Linked DNA regions of Homo sapiens: region 2 is linked to region 1. The links are chromatin loops, found by intact Hi-C in ENCODE. Cell type or tissue: heart right ventricle. All regions are shown on one strand.

Region 1 (8,000 bases):
GCACTTTGGGAGGCCAAGGTGGGCGGATCGCTTGAGGTCAGGAGTTCGAGACCAGCCCAGCCAACACGGTGAAACCCCGTCTCTACTAAAAATACAAAAAACTTCGGCGGGCATTGTGGTACATACTTGTAATCCCAGCTACTCGAAAGGCTGAGGCAGGAGAATTGTTTGAACTCAGGAGACAGAGATTGCAGTGAGCCAAGATTGTGCTACTGCACTCCAGCCTGGGTGACAGAGCAAGACTCCATCTCAAAAAAAAAAAGTAAAAGAAAAAAGAGGCCGGGTGTGGTGGCTCACACCTGTAATCCCAGCACTTTGGGAGGCTGAGATGGGCGGAGCACAAGGTCAGGAGATCGAGACCATCCTAGCTAACATGGTGAAACCCTGTCTCTACTAAAAAAAAAATACAAAAAATTAGCCAGGCCTGGTGGCAGGTGCCTGTAGTCCCAGCTACTTGGGAGGCTGAGGCAGGAGAATGGCATGAACCCAGGAGGCAGAGCTTGCAGTGAGCTGAGATCGCGCCACTGCACTCCAGCCTGGGCGACAGAGCGAGACTCCATCTCAAAAAAAAAAAAAAAAAAAAAGGAAAAAAAGAAAAAAAAGAAAATAGTTATCACCATTTGTCTAGTGGCCCAGAAACTTGGATGTCAAACTTGACTGCCCATTTTCTATTTCCACACCCAATTAATTGCCAAGACTCACTGCCTTTACCTTTTTTTTTTTTTTTTTTTTTGAGACAGAGTCTTGCTCTGTCGCCCAGGCTGGCGTGCAGTGGTGCAATCTCGGCTCACTGCAACCTCTGCCTCCCAGGTTCAAGCAATTCTCCTGCCTCAGCCTCCCAAGTAGCTGGGATTACAGGTGCCCAGCACCACGCCCAGCTAATTTTTGTATTTTTCGTAGAGAATGGGTTTTCAACTTGTTGACCAAGCTGGTCTCAAACTCCCGACCTCAGGTGATCCACCCACTCAGCCTCCCAAAGTGCTAGGATTACAGGTGTGAGCCACCGCGCCCGGCCTGCCTTTACCTCTTTAATAAATCCCGACCAGTCCACCCACTCTTCCTCCACACAGCCTGTCTCTCAGCCCAGCCTCAGTCTCCCAGCTGGTCTCCCCCGCTTGGGTCCTGCCCCTCAGTCCTGCTGCTGACCATCTGCTCAGACGCAAATCTCATCCTGTCACCTCCCTTCTGAAAGCCACTGGGGCCAAATGCAGTGGCTCACACCTGTAATCCCAGCACTTTGGGAGGCTGAGGTGGGTGAAGCACCTGAGGTCAGGAGTTTGAGACCAGCCTGGCCAACATGATGAAACCCTATCTCTACTAAAAGTACAAAAATTAGCCAGGGATGGTGGCAGGTGCTTGTAATCCTAGCTACTCGGGGGGCTGAGGCAGCAGAATCTCTTGAACCCCGAGGTAGAGGTTGCAGGGAGCAGAGATCATGCCACTGCACTCCAGCCTGGGCAACAGAGTGAGACTCAGTCTCAAAAAAACAAACAAATAAATAAATAATAATAAAAAGTAAAATAAAAAGCCTCTGATGACTTCCACTACCTAGGAATTTGGTCCAAATTGGCCCTAGGCTGGAGTTGTCAGATTCAGCAAATAAAGATAGAGGATGTCCACTTAAATTTGAATTTCAGATAAATACGAAATCCTTTTTTTTTTTTTTTTTTTTTTTTTAGTATGAGTACGTCCCATGCAGTATTTGGCATCGGGGCCTCCCACTCCCTGCACTCTTTCCATATCTCCAAACTTATTACTTGCCACATTGTTTTCCACATGTAAAATTTGGGACAGACTGGACTACATGAAACTCCCTAGGCTGGGCACGTTAGCTCACGCCTGTAATCCCAGCACTTGGGGGCTGAGGCAGAAGGATTGCTTGAGCCCAGGAGTTCGAGACCAGACTGGGCAACATGGTGAGACCCTGTATCTACAAAAAATAAAAAAATTAGGCTGGGCACGATGGCTCACATCTGTAATCCCAGAACTTTGGGAGGCTTAGGCAGGTGGATCACTTGAGGTCAGGAGTTTGAGACCAGCCTGGCTAACATGGTGAAACCCTGTCTCTACTAAAAATACAAAAATTGGCTGAGTGTGGTGGTGCGAGCCGATAATCCCAGCTACTCGGGTGGCTGAGGCAGCAGAATCGCTTGAACTCAAGAGGTGGAGGTTGCAGTGAGCCAAGACTGTGCCACTGCACTCTAGCCTGGGTGACAAAGTGACACTCCATTTTTTTTTTTTTTTAAGATGGAGTCTCGCCCTGTCGCCCAGGCTGGAGTGCAATGGCATGATCTCAGCTCACTGCAACCTCTACCTCCTGGGTTCAAGTGATTCTCCTGCCCCAGCCTCCCAAGTAGCTGGGATTACAGATGTGCAACACCACGCCCAGCTAATTTTTTTGTATCTTTAGTAGAGACGGGGTTTCCCCATGTTGGCCAGGCTGGTCTCAAACTCCTGACCTCGTGATCTGCCCTCCTCAGCCTCCCAAAGTGCTGGGATTACAGGCATGAGCCACCATGCCCGGCCGAGACTCCATCTTAAAAAAAAAAAAAAAAAATCCGGGCATGGTAGCACAAGCCTATAGTCACAGCTACTCAGGAGGCTGAGGTAGGAGGATCATCTGAGCCCAGGAGGTTGAGGCTGCAGTAAGCCAAGATTGTGCCATTGCACTCCAGCCTAGGAGACAGAACAAGACCCTGTCTCAAAAATTAAAAAAATAAAAAGAAGCTCCCCAAATGGGTTAGACATTTCCTCATTGATATGCCCTTTATTCCTGCTGTTTCCTCCACCAGAAAGGCCATTCTCCCTTCTCCCCCAGTCCATCTTTGTTCATCTCTTGGGTGTCAGGACACACTAGGAGTCCCTCCTCTAAGATTCCTCTCTGCTCCCTCAAAATGGATCAGCTGCTCTCCTGGGTGAAGGGAGGCCCCTGTGTGCCTGGATGGCAACTCCACCCTCTGGACCGTCATGTCAGCTTACTCATTGTCTCTCTCCCCTGCAGTCAATGAGTCGCCAGCAACTCTGTGCCGTTCCTGGTTCACATCTGGCTCAGCCCACAAGGCCCCATCCAGCTGGAAGCTCCCGAGGGCCCTGGGCCTTGGCAAAGGCCCCAGCTTTCTTCTCACTCTCCTGGCCTGGGTCCCGGTCTGACGATTCACACTTCCTCCTTGCCTGAGTTCCCACGAAAAGTGGCCTCCACCGCCAGCCCCCTGCCCAGGACCAGGTTACAAAATGCAGAGACAATGGAGGCTCCAAGCCAAATTTCCAATGGGCCTGCCATTAAATCACCAACAGCATCTGTGTGTACATCTGGGACAGATGCCGGCAGCTGAGGCCACAGGACGCATGGCTTTGTCACATTGGGTCAGCATTGGTGACCTTGGTGGGAGTGTTGGGGGTGGAGCTCAGACCTAAAGTTAGGACACTTGAGTCTGAATTGCTGCCCTTTCTAGCTGCCTCAGTTTTCTTGTCTGTAAAATGGGGATAATAATGCTTATCACACAGGGTGTGCGATCAAGGAGAGTGATTCACACACACAAGGATATCTAGCAGCAAACAGGACTCTGGCTCTGATCATCACTTACCTTTCTTGAGGCTGGTGGCAGCAGGACCTGTGATCAGAACACTGTTTGTAGGTTTCTTCTCCTAGAATCACCAACCAGGCCCAAGCAACTTTATTCAGAGAGGAGGACAGTCATCCAGCCCAGACAGCATCTGCCTGGTGAAAATGGCTCCAACTCAACCACCCAAGTGGATGCAGCAGAGTTGTCAAATGAAGCTAAGGGTGAGAATGACTGAACAGGGATAATATAAAGGCCAGAGGGCCATGCTCTGGCCAGGGAGTTGGAAAGTCTGAGGCTTCCTGGCTTCTCAATGTTGGCCCCTCCACCCTTCCTCTCTGCCTGAACCTTCTGCAGACACCCACTGAGCAGTCACTGCTGCCAGCCAAGACCCTCTCTCTGCCTCAAGGTTCCCCTGGAGACTTTCTTGTGGCACCTCTCAGCACCTCTTGCAATTTGTAGCATTTACTTACAGACAGGATTACAGGTTTACCCTCTATCTCCCCCTCCAGACTGCAAATGCCTCCAGGGCAGAAACCTCTTAGTTTACAGATAACAGCAACCAGAAGTGATCTACCAGCAGGTAGCTCATGCCTGTAATCCTAGCACTTTGGGAGGCCAAGGTGGGAGGATCACTTGAGGCCAGGAATTTGAGAACAGCCTGGGCAATATAGCAAGGTCCTATCTCTACAAAAAATAAAAACTTAGTTGGACATGGTGGGTGTGGTGGTATGTGGCTGGGGTTCTAGCTACTTGGGAAGCTGAGGAGGGAGGATTCCTTGCGCCCAGGAGTTTGAGGCTGCAGTGAGCTGTGATTACACCATTGCACTCCAATCTGAGTGACAGAGTGAGACCTTGGTTTTTTTTTTAAAAAAAAGGTATAAATTCTTGAAAAGAAAAATAATGTTTAAAAAAAATTTTCTTGAGGCAGGAAGATCTCTTGAGCCCAGAAATCCAAGGCTGTAGTAAGCTATGATCACGCCATTGCATTCCAGCCTGGGTGACAGAGACCTTGGTCTTTTTTAAACAAAATTATAAATTTTTGAAAAGGAAAATTTAAAAAAAAATTTTTTTTTTTGAGACGGAGTTTCACTCTTGTTGCTCAGGCTGGAGTACAGTGGCACAATCTCGGCTCACTACAACCTCCACCTCCCAGGTTCAAGCGATTCTCCTGCCTCAGCCTCCTGAGTAGCTGGGGTTACAGGTGCCCACCACCATGCCTGGCTAATTTTTTGTATTTTTGGTAGAGACCGGGTTTCACCATGTTGGCCAGGCTGGTCTCAAACTCCTGACCTCAGGTGACCTGCCCGTCTCAGCCTCCCAAAGTGTTAGGATTACAGGCCCCTTGGCATGAACAGACTGGGCGCCATGAATGGCAGCAGGAGGCAGACAGGCTCCTGGGTGGGAGAAGGCAGGTCCCTGGTGAGGCCCCACCTTCAAGCCAGGGAGGGCCTGAAGCCTGGGGGCTGGGCTGCCAGTCCCATGGAAAGGAGTGGGAACTTGTGGTGCTTTTTCTAGGCCCACTCATGGCCGCTCATGGACCAATTGGTGCACACTTCCTTCCCTCCGAGGAAGGGTACGAACCCTCAGCTCCTCCTTGGCCTCCCTCCCCTGCTCATCGGTGTTCAAAGTCTGGAAGGGGCTGAGGTGGCAGGCGGCTTGTGTGTCAGCACTGCACCAAGTGTACCCACACCCGGCCGGGCTGTGACAGCGCCTGGGCTCAGCCCCAACCTCACTCCAAGATCAAGGAGAGGCCAGGCAACGGGAGCAGGAACTTCCAAGCCTGCGGGGGAAGGGGGTGTCTTCCCAGGCCCCCGAGAGTACAGAAATGCCTGGGTCCACAGCCACGGATTGGGCAGCTGCCGCTGCGCCTGGAAGGGTGGGGCTCCTGTCTGCTCCCAGCCCCCAGCCCCCAGCCCCCACTGGCTCCATGGAGTATGCAGCGCCGGCCGCACCTCACCCACTGTAGCCAGTGTCACGACAGCGGTTTCTCTAGACAGGCCACCACTGCCATCACCAGCACTTTGGGAGGCTGAGATGGAGGATCATTTGAGCCTAGGAATTCAAGACCAGCCTGGAATGCATAGCAACATGGCAAGACCCATCTCTACAAAATATTAAAAAATTAGCCAGTGCACACCTGTGGTCCCAGCTGGTACATGCCGGGGCACACCTGTGGTCCCAGCTACTCAGGAGACTGAGGTGGGAAGATGGCTTGAGCCCAGGAGGTGGAGGCTGCAGTGAGCTGAGACTGCATCACTGTACTCCATCCTGGACAACAGAGTAAGATCCTGTCTTGAAAAAAAGTGTTTACTTTTATTATTTTTGTTTTTTTGAGACAGAGTCTCACTCTGTTGCCCAGGTGGAGTGCAGTGGTGCAATCAGTTACCGCAACCTCTGCCTCCCAGGTTCAAGCCATTCTCCTGCCTCCTGAGTAGCTGGGATTACAGGCCGCCACCACATGCCCAGCTAATTTTGGTGTTTTTAGTAGAGATGGGGTTTTACCCTGTTGGTCAGTCTGGTCTCAAACTCCTGGGTTCAAGTGATCTGCCCACCCCGGCCTCCCAAAGTGCTGGGATTACAGGTGTGAGCCACCGTGCCCAGCCAAAAACATTTTTTAATGAAAAAATATTTTAAAAAAGAATTCTTAGCAAACCAAAGACAACAGGAAAAACAACAAGGAGGGACTAGAGGAATTTATTTGAAGCCTGTGGCACCTACAGCTGCAGGAAACATTCCAGACAGCCCGACTCCTCAGTAGATTAACATGAAACCTCACACTAAAAGCCTCATTACCTGGGTTCCTACCACCAGATACTCGATGGCTGGCTTTCTACAACAAATCACAAGGTCTGCTAAAAGGCAAGAAAAAAACACGGCATGAAGAGGCAAAACAGGCATCAGAACCAGACTCAGATATAAAACAGAATAAGGAATTATCAGATAAAAATTTTGAAATAACTCTGATTATATTGGCAAAGACTCACTCCTTTGACCAAAATATTAGTCAAGCTCCTCTGAGTTCTCTGCTTGATTAGGACTTTCTTGGGCTTCCCTTTCTGTCCTTGCAGAATCCAATTGGAGCAGGAATCCTGCTAGGTCTGCTTATTGAAAATCCCTCCTCTTGGCATCTGACTAACCTGGCCAACCTTTATCAAGAGTCCTATCAAAGCCTGGGTGCAGTGGCTCACACCTGTAATCCTAGCACTTTGGGAGGCCAAGGCAGGTGGATCGCTTGAGCTTAGGAGTTCAAGACCAGCCTGGGCAACATGGTGAAACCTTGTCTCTACAAAAAATACAAAAATTAGCTGGGCGTTGGCCAAGGCACAGTGGCTCACTCCTGTAATTGCAGCCCTTTGGGGGGCTGAGGCAGGCAGAATCACCTGAGGTTAGGAGTTCAAGATCAGCCTGGCCAACATGGTGAAACCCCATCTCTACTAAAAATACAAAAAAATTAGCCAGGCATGGTGGTGGGTGCCTGTAATCGCAGCTACTTGGGAGGCTGAGGCAGGAGAATCGCTTGAACCTGGGAGGCGGAGGTTACAGTGAGCCAAGACTGCGCCATTACACTCCAGCCTGGGCGACAAGAACGAAACTCCATCTCAAAACAAACAAACAAAAAATAGCCAGGTGTGGTGGTCCAGATTAGAGGAGACTAAAGAGAAGCAATAACTAACCCAAGGTGTGATTCAGAGAAAATATGATGAGGGTAAATTCAGGGAAAATATGATGAGGGTCTGTGGAAGACAACAGAACTGTATCGACCTTAATTTCCTGATTTAGTCACTAGCCTGCGGTTATTTTTTGGGGGAAATACAGACTGAGGCATCTAGAGGTAAAGGAGCATCAATGTGGGTGAAGGGTGCATGGGAACTCTTTGTATAATTTGTATAATTTTTAGTGTTTCTGCTTGTCAGAAATCATGTCAACAAGAGAGTGAAATATTTAAAGCATTGAAAGAAAAAACCAGCCGGGTACAGTGGCTCACACCTGTAATCCTAACACCTCGGGAGGCCAAGGCAAAAGGATCACTTGAGCCCAGGAGTTCAAGACCAGCCTGGGCAACAAAGTGAGACTCTCATTTCTACCAAAAAAACACGAAAATTATCTGGGCATGGTAGCACGAGCCTGTAGTCCCAGCTAGTCAGGAGGCTGAGGTAGAAGGATCGCTTGAGCCTGGGAAGTGGAGGCTGCAGTGAGCAATGATCATGTCACTGCACTTTAATCTGGATGACAGAGTGAGATGCTGTCTCAAAAAAAGAAAAAACAAAATAAATACATAAATAAAATTGGAAAATGCAGACAGTACAGTTATATAATGAAAACTGTCTCTTCCCCCAACTATCTTTTCCCCACTGTTGATAATTTCTTGTGATTCTTCCCAGAAAAAAAAAAGCTTTATGCACATGTCAGCACGTATATATATTTTTAAATTCTGTA
Region 2 (8,000 bases), 82 kb after region 1:
GATCCTAGGGACCTATGTGGTCTCTCTAACAGAGAAAGGTGACTGTGGAGTTTTGACATGTTTACCAGAAGAATCTCTACTCATATAGGTTGGGAGCCACCTAATTAGATTAGGTGAACCACCCAGCTCACCTAATCCTTTGGCACAAAAGGGGATAACCCAGCCACGTTGCAGATTGATTTGATCCTGGTGTTTCCAAAAAGAACAAAACGTTGCCCAATGCCCCACAATGGCTTCAGCCATCCAGTTCCAACTCTGCACAACTAAACTGTAAATTGCACATCCTGGTGAAAGCATTCTGCCCTCAGCTCTGAGACAAGGGAGGACTGTTTGTACTCAGCAGCAATAAATCTTTACAAGTGGATTTGGACTTTTAGGAGGTGTAATGTTTGGTTTGTTTTCAAGCAACAATGCATGGAGCCAACTGCAGTGCTTTAATCTCTAAACAATGTGAAACCTCAAAATGAATCTCTCCTGTACTAAACCACCCCCCCGCCACCCCACCCCAGTATTGTTTCCCAAGCTTCAGGGCACAATAGATTTTTCTCGAAGTCCCAGAATACTGAAGGATTTCCTGGCCACTAGCCACAGAGCCACACTGAAGTCCCTTTTTATATTCCTCAGATATATTCTCTTCATTTAAAGAATCAATACTATAAACCCTTGGATTACCACATGCCAACATTAAAAGCACACTTTATTTTGGTAACAAATAAAGGGAATCCAAGCAGCAACAAAAAGCGAAAAGAAGTGCCATTCACTTTACTCACAAAACACCATGATTGGCCAGTAGTGTGATCAGCACATTAAATTCAGTCCACGTGTGTTTAGGGTTTGGTCAAGTTGTATTAAGCCAACTGGCTTATTCTTCCTCTTCCTGGTAATCTCCATAGCATAGCTTCACAAATAGTCTATAGCTTAGGCTTACAGAAGACACCAATAAAATGTTTTTCTTTTCTTCTTCTTCTTCTTTTTTTTTTTTTTTTTTTTGAGATGGAGTCTTGCTCTGTCACCCAGGCTGGAGTGCAGTGGCACCATCTCAGCTCACTGCAACTTCTGCCTCCCAGGTTCCGGCAATTCTCCTGCCTTAGCCTCCCAAGCAGCTGGGACTACAAGTGTAAGCCACCACACCCAGCTAATTTTTGTATTTTTAGTAGAGATGGGGTTTCATCATATTGGCCAGGCTGGTCTCAAACTCCTGACCTTGTGATCCACCCGCCTCGGCCTCCCAAAGTGCTGGGATTACAGGCGTGAGCCACCGTGCCCGGCAATGGGAGATGGCGTGCAATGCTTTTCAAATGAATAGATGAATAGTTAAAATACCACTAAATACCTACTAGAATGGCCAAAATTCAAAACACTGACAACACCAAATGCTGACAAGGATGTGGAGCAACAGGAACACTTATTCATTGCTGGTAGGAATGCAAAATGGTACAGCCACTTTGGAAGACAATTTGGCAGTTTCTTACAAAACTAAATATATTCTTACCACACGATCCAGCAATCGTACTCCTTGGTATTCACCCAAATGAGTTAAAAACTTATGTCTACAAAAAAACCTGCACATGGATATTTACAGAAGCTTTATTTCATAATTGCCAAAACTTGAGAGCAACCACAATGTCCTTTGGTAGGTGAATAGAAAAATGAACTAAGTCACATTCAGACAATGGACTATTATTCCATGCTAAAAATAAATGAGCTATCAAGTCATGAAAAGATATGTTACTAAGTAAAAGAAGCCACACTGAAAAGGCTACATGCTGTGTGCTTATATGACATTCTGGAAAAGGTAAAACTATGGAGACAGTAAAAAGGTCAGTGATTGTTCAGGGTTGTTCAGGGAGGCAGGGATTAATGAGCAAAGCTCAGAGAATTTTTAGGGCAGTGATGCTATTTTGTATGATACTATAATGGTGGATACATGTCATTATACTTTTGTTAAACCCTTAGAATGTACCACACCAAGAGTGAACCCTAATGTAAACTATGGATGTTGGGTGATAGTGATATGTCAGTGTAGCTTCATCGATTGTAACAAATGTATCACTCTGGTGCAGGGATGTTGATAGTGGAGGGGTGGGGCTGTGCAAATGTGGGAGCAGGAGGTATATGAGAACTCTGTACTTTTGGCGCAATTTTTCTGTGAACATAAAACTTCTCTAAAAAAATAGTCCTTATTTTTCCTTTTTTAAATTTCTTTTAATTTTTTTATCTTCTCTTTTCATCTACATTTACTCAGCCACCGAATGTGGCTTACTGCTAACATAGTCCTTTTTTTAAGATAAAGTAGTTAAAATAAGGTTAAATCAGAAGTTGCTCATTCTAGTATTCGGATGGACTAGTATTTTGGATGATGGTGTGTGGACAATGGATTGGTGTTTTAAGTGACTAGTGGGAGGCTCATAGGATGACTATGTAACATGAAGGCAGATCTAGATCTCATAACTCATTCTCTGTATCACAGAGGACAAGAGAGTGCTGCTGTTTGGGCTTAATGCATCCCCAGTGGATCCAAGGGTCACATCACCCTTGTATCTGGTCTGGCAGTAGCAACATTGGGGTTTATGTTAGGGCTTTTGAATGGAGATCAAGAACTAGTACCCCCTTTGACTGTCCAAAATCTGAACCAATTGGTAAATTGGACAAAGGGGTAAGGAAGGCAGAGGGTGGTAAATATTACTTTCATTATAGTTAAAGCTGATATTGGAGAATGTGGCTTATATCTGCAAACCCTGGGCCTCCTAAATATGTAACCCCCAGAGTTAGAAAGACTTAAGCATCCAGGCACCTACAGGCCTCTGGATGTGAGAATAGATCCTGTACTAAGCTTCCTGTAAAACCCAGAGCAGTTGAGAACACATGCTCTCTTGGACTGGCTGGCTCCTAAGAGCCAGAGGAGAGGAAGGATAGGGTAGTGCATGTCTAGTTCTAGTTGCTCTTCCAAAATTGGCAGTGAGATAAGTCATTCCAGCTCCCCACGGACTGAGTGACTGAATGGTGGAGAGTAGCCGGGGTATTACACTAACATGAAAACACACCTGGGGTAGGAGAAATCATTCTCCTACTAACCATAAAATATAGACAAGATGATTTTACATCACGTGGTTTCTTTCAGGAATCCCAGCATGTGGTTTCTTTCAGGAAACCCACATGTGGGTTTTTTCAGCTTGTGGTTTCTTTCAGGAATCCCAGAGGATAAATGTTTTGCTTTTCTTCTTTGTTTCAGATATAATGATCATTACTTGGAGGAGTTCATAACATCTGCTAATAGGTACTTCATGGTTGGCCACAAAGTCATATTTTACATCATGGTGGATGATGTCTCCAAGCTGCCGTTTATAGAGCTGGGTCCTCTGCATTCCTTCAAAATGTTTGAGGTCAAGCCAGAGAAGAGGTGGCAAGACATCAGCATGATGCGTATGAAGATCACTGGGGAGCACATCTTGGCCCACATCCAACACGAGGTCGACTTCCTCTTCTGCATGGATGTGGACCAGGTCTTCCAAGACCATTTTGGGGTGGAGACCCTAGGCCAGTCAGTGGCTCAGCTACAGGCTGGCGGTACAAGGCAGATCCCTATGACTTTACCTAGGAGAGGTGGAAAGAGTCAGCAGGATACATTCCATTTGGCCAGGGGATTTTTATTACCATGCAGCCATTTCTGGAGGAACACCCATTCAGGTTCTCAACATCACCCAGGAGTGCTTTAAGGGAATCCTCCTGGACAAGAAAAATGACATAGAAGCCAAGTGGCATGATGAAAGCCACCTAAACAAGTATTTCCTTCTCAATAAACCCTCTAAAATCTTATCCCTAAAATACTGCTGGGATTATCATATAGGCCTGCCTTCAGATATTAAAACTGTCAAGTGATCGTGGCAGACAAAAGAGTATAATTTGGTTAGAAATAATGTCTGACTTCAAATTGTGCCAGTAGATTTCTGAATTTAAGAGAGAAATATTCTGGCTACTTCCTCAGAAAAGTAACACTTAATTTTAACTTCAAAAAATACTAATGAAACACCAACAGGGCAAAAACATACCATTCCTCCTTGTAACTTGGGGCTTTGTAATGTGGAAGAATGAATCTAGGGCAATCAGATATAAATTCCCAGTGATTTCTTATCTATTCTGGGTTTGGGGGAAATACTATCAACTGAACCAAAAATAACTTGTCATAGGCAGAGATAAAGCCAGAAACACTCTACACATGCCAGATGACATCTGGAGAAAAGGGTGCTAAGGGAAGCGTTTGGCAGCAAGATATGATTGTAAGGGGTTGTCCCTTGAGTTCAATGTCTGCCTATTTCTGATGGGTCTAAAGCAACATGGAGTTACTGTGCAGCAGAACTCTCAGTAAAGACACCATTTGCCTTGGCAATCCTCAAAAAGCTTCAATAGCAGATTGCTTCAGACCATCTGTAGTCCGTCCTTTTCTCATCTGGATGTTGTTTGGCTTCTGTGCGAAAGATTGGTGGAGTGTCCCAGTAGATATCATGGTGGTGTGTGATCAGAGTCCCAAGGAACCTGAATGAGCCAAGGTGCCCAGCATGAAGTCAAAACAAAGCCTTGACATGAGTTTGCCATGAAATAGCGAAGAGAGAGTGGAAGAGAGGAGCCAATCACTGTGGGGCAGTGCCACCCTGAGGGCACTTAGGGTATGGGGTTGGTGCTTAAATACATCACAGATCCAGGTACTGAATGGGAGGAAGTGTGGGTGATTTCCAATCTCATTGACCCTATGTTCAGGGACTTGAACGGAAGATGTTTCTTGTGTTGCCTAAGTGGTATTCAGTCTACCAGACTCTGCAACTTGCATCTTCAAATCCTTGGTAAAGAGATGTGGATGGTGTCAGAGAAGGCAAAGGCCTGCAGTGGATTGAAGAGGCTTGCAAGCAGTTCTGTTTCTAGGATGTGGGCTTCATCAGAAGACACTCGGTCACCACTTAGCTAGTCTAAACCTCAGGGTTCCTCAGCCCATCATACCCCAACTTGGAGGACTGACATCAAGGAGTAGACTGGAGAAACAGCCCTCCCATCAAGTAACCTCTTGTTCTCTCCTGCTCCATCTGCACTATAGAAGTGTAATAATTAGACATACTTGGCAAAATGGCTAATTGATTTGGTAACAGAAGCATGAGCCATAACAATGGAAGATCTAGTTATCATGACTGAACAGCTTAACATTCAATTCCCTTCTCTAAGAGAAGCTGTGAAATCCTACATATTATTTAAAGTTAACCAAATCAATGTAAAGGGAGTTAGGAGACAGTGTGTACCTATGCACGTATATTTATGTTTTGCTTGTGTTCCAGTCTCGGTCATTTGTTTCCATTTTCAAGCAATTTATTTGAAGAGCCATTGCACTAGCCTGATGTATACTGCAATGAGCTTCTTTGATAAAATGAAACTTAGATTTTTCTCGACCATTTCACCGTGCCTCCTACTTCATTTTTTGCCAGAAAATCTCACATCCAACAAAACAAAACAAAAACCCTGAATTAGTGGGCTTTGAAAAGGAAAAAGCAGGGCTTTGAAAAAGTAGATCACACATCAGTTAAGACTCCTGCTTCTCTATTAGTCAGGTTGTCTTGGATTCAGTCTGGAGTAGGCAGAGCTTAAGGGTTTTTAAGTCCTGACCCAAAGAAATGATCTAGCCTGAAAGTTTAGAGCAAAGGACTAATGTTTACTTTTAAAGGAATTTCTTGATTTTTTTAAAAAACTTCATTAAAGTTTAAATCCCCAATGGACAAATTCATAATCTTGTTAATCGTTATTACTAAACTTTTTAAAAAATGTCCCAATTTACAATTAAATAAATTACTTTCTCAGTATATTCTGGTCTGGTCATGGATTGTGCATTTCCTCCCAAAGATATTCAAAATTGTCAATTAGAGAATTTTAGGTTTTCAGACTCAGAAAAGTCCTCACGCCCTTCTGAAAATGTGTCCACTATTACAGAAATAGAACAGACTTGGGATTCCCAAATTTTTGTTTGTTTTTGAGACAGAGTCTCACTCTGTCACCCATGCTGGAGTTCAGTGGTGTGATCATGGTTCACTGCAGCCCCGACCTCCTGGGCTCAAGTGATCCTCTCACCTCAGCCTCCTGAATAGCTGGGACTACAGGCACCACCACGCCCCACTAATTAAGAAAAAAACGTTTTTATAGAAATGTGGTCTCACTATGTTGCCTAGGCTGGTCTCAAACTCCTGGGCTTAAGTGATCCTCCTGCCTTGGCCTCCCAAAACGCTGGGATTACAGGCGTGAGCCACCATGCCCGTCCAAGGGATTCCCCAACTTTTAAGCAACAAATACTTATATAGAGCTTTCCACAGCAATGCGCTGAAATAATGAACTGCCAGTGAAAGAATCATTAGGGAAAGGCTTGCCCCTGAAGCTCAGGGTGGGGCATCAGGGCAGAGGAAGAAAACAATGCCATCACCATATCTGGGGATTATTAGTCCTGACCTCTGGGGAATATATCTGGTCAAGTGGGAAAGTCTGGATTTCCAGCAGGTGTACTTATACTAAAAAATTTAAAGATGACCAGGCTAATTTAGTGAGATGCACTGAATATGCAACAGGGCATGATTACCTCATAGTGGAGAATTAGTCTCATTTCATAAAAGAGGAAGATGAGGTCCAGAAAGCTTTTAGACTCGGGAAAGTCCTCATGCCCTTCTGAAAATGTGTCCACTATTACAAAAATAGAACAGACTTGGGATTCCCAAATTTTTGTTTGTTTTTGAGACAGGGTCTCACTCTGTCGCCCACGCCGGAGTGTGGTGGTGTAATTATGGCTCATGTGGCCGCAACCTCGAACTCGGCTCAAGTGGTAAGTGGTAGGTGACTGATGTGGGCTTCATCAGAGGACAGTCGGTCATCAGCTGGTCCCACTGCTTAGCTAGTGTAAACCTCAGCGTTCCTCAGCCCATCATACCCCAACTTGGAGGGTTGACATCAAGGAGTAGACTGGAGAAATAGCTCTCCCATCAAGTAACTTTTTGTAAGTGGTAAGTGACTGAACTGAGGCTCAAAGCAGGGAAACTCACAGGACAGATGTGTTGACAGTGCATTCAGAGGGCCATGTTTCATATCATGGAAAGCACAACTATATATCTTCCCAGGCCTCTACCATCTCCCACTTTTTATGCATGAAACCTGCCCCAAATGCATTAAGTAAGTTTAAAAGCACCATGTTAAAAAAAATCGGTTAGGCACGGTGGCTTAACCCCCATAATCCCAACACATTGGGAGGCCAAGGCAGGTGGATCATTTGACTCCAGGAGTTTGAGATCAGCCTTGGCAACAGGGCGAAACCCCGTCTCTATAAAAAATACAAAAATTAGCCAGGTGTGGTGGTGTGTGCCTGTAGTCTTAGCTACTCAGGAGGTTGAAGTGGGAAGATCACTTGAACCCAGGAGGTGGAGGTTACGTGAGCCGAGATCGTGCCACTGCACTCCAGCCTGGGCAACAGAGACCCTGTTTCAAAAAATAAAACATTGTTATCATTCTTATCTTTACATTGTGCATGGAGGGCTGATGTAAGCACCATGGCCGTGCACTGAGCGGTTATATCAGGGCGGGGCTTCAGGAGGTGTGATCAGGCAGAGGAGTAGGTGGAAGGAACAAACCATACTTGCTCCTTCCACTCCACCTCAAATCTGGGAACCACATTCAGCCAAAAGGGGAAAAATGTGTTCAAGGCCTGAAGGATTTCTCTTTGTCCCTCTTTGCTCTCTCTTAGCCAAAGCCACCACTATCAGGAACCTCAACTATGGCAGTACTTACAAGCACTTATTTAATGTAATGTACTGTTTGTTAAATGTGCCTAACATAAACAAATAACACTGGCATGATTGCATATTAACAAGCGTGAAAAGTCATAGAAAGTGAATGTGTAACACACTATACATACCTTTTAAGGAAAGAAAAGAGTCAAGTAGGGATCCACTGGTGAATGTCTGAGATCTGAAAGAGTGCTGATCCAG

What was found. A loop is a pair of places that touch in the nucleus more often than their neighbours do. Peaks named below come from ENCODE experiments on the same cell type or tissue, not always from the same donor. Only the 100,000 strongest peaks of a DNase experiment are listed, where the experiment ranks them.
Region 2: a loop joins it to region 1, with 2.7 times the contacts of the local background. A loop is called at or near these places in 6 of 110 quality-filtered maps.

Annotation. Positions count from the first base shown.
Region 1 is chr9:121,524,921-121,532,920 of GRCh38, reverse strand. LOC107987016 (a long non-coding RNA gene) reads left to right here. Exons shown (of 2, transcript XR_001746560.2): 2 at 3,002-4,273. Among named protein-coding and RNA genes, the nearest start is that of GGTA1, 29 kb to the right of the region's middle. In heart right ventricle, no CTCF peak of the experiment used is centred here; DNase peaks (open chromatin) are centred at 3,140 and 5,243; H3K27ac peaks cover 2,489 bases.
Region 2 is chr9:121,442,830-121,450,829 of GRCh38, reverse strand. The region is part of intron 3 of LOC102723324 (a long non-coding RNA gene); the gene reads right to left. It also overlaps a transcript of GGTA1 not described here. Among named protein-coding and RNA genes, the nearest start is that of GGTA1, 53 kb to the left of the region's middle. In heart right ventricle, a CTCF peak has its summit at 4,650 (motif pointing left); a DNase peak (open chromatin) is centred at 492; H3K27ac peaks cover 1,577 bases.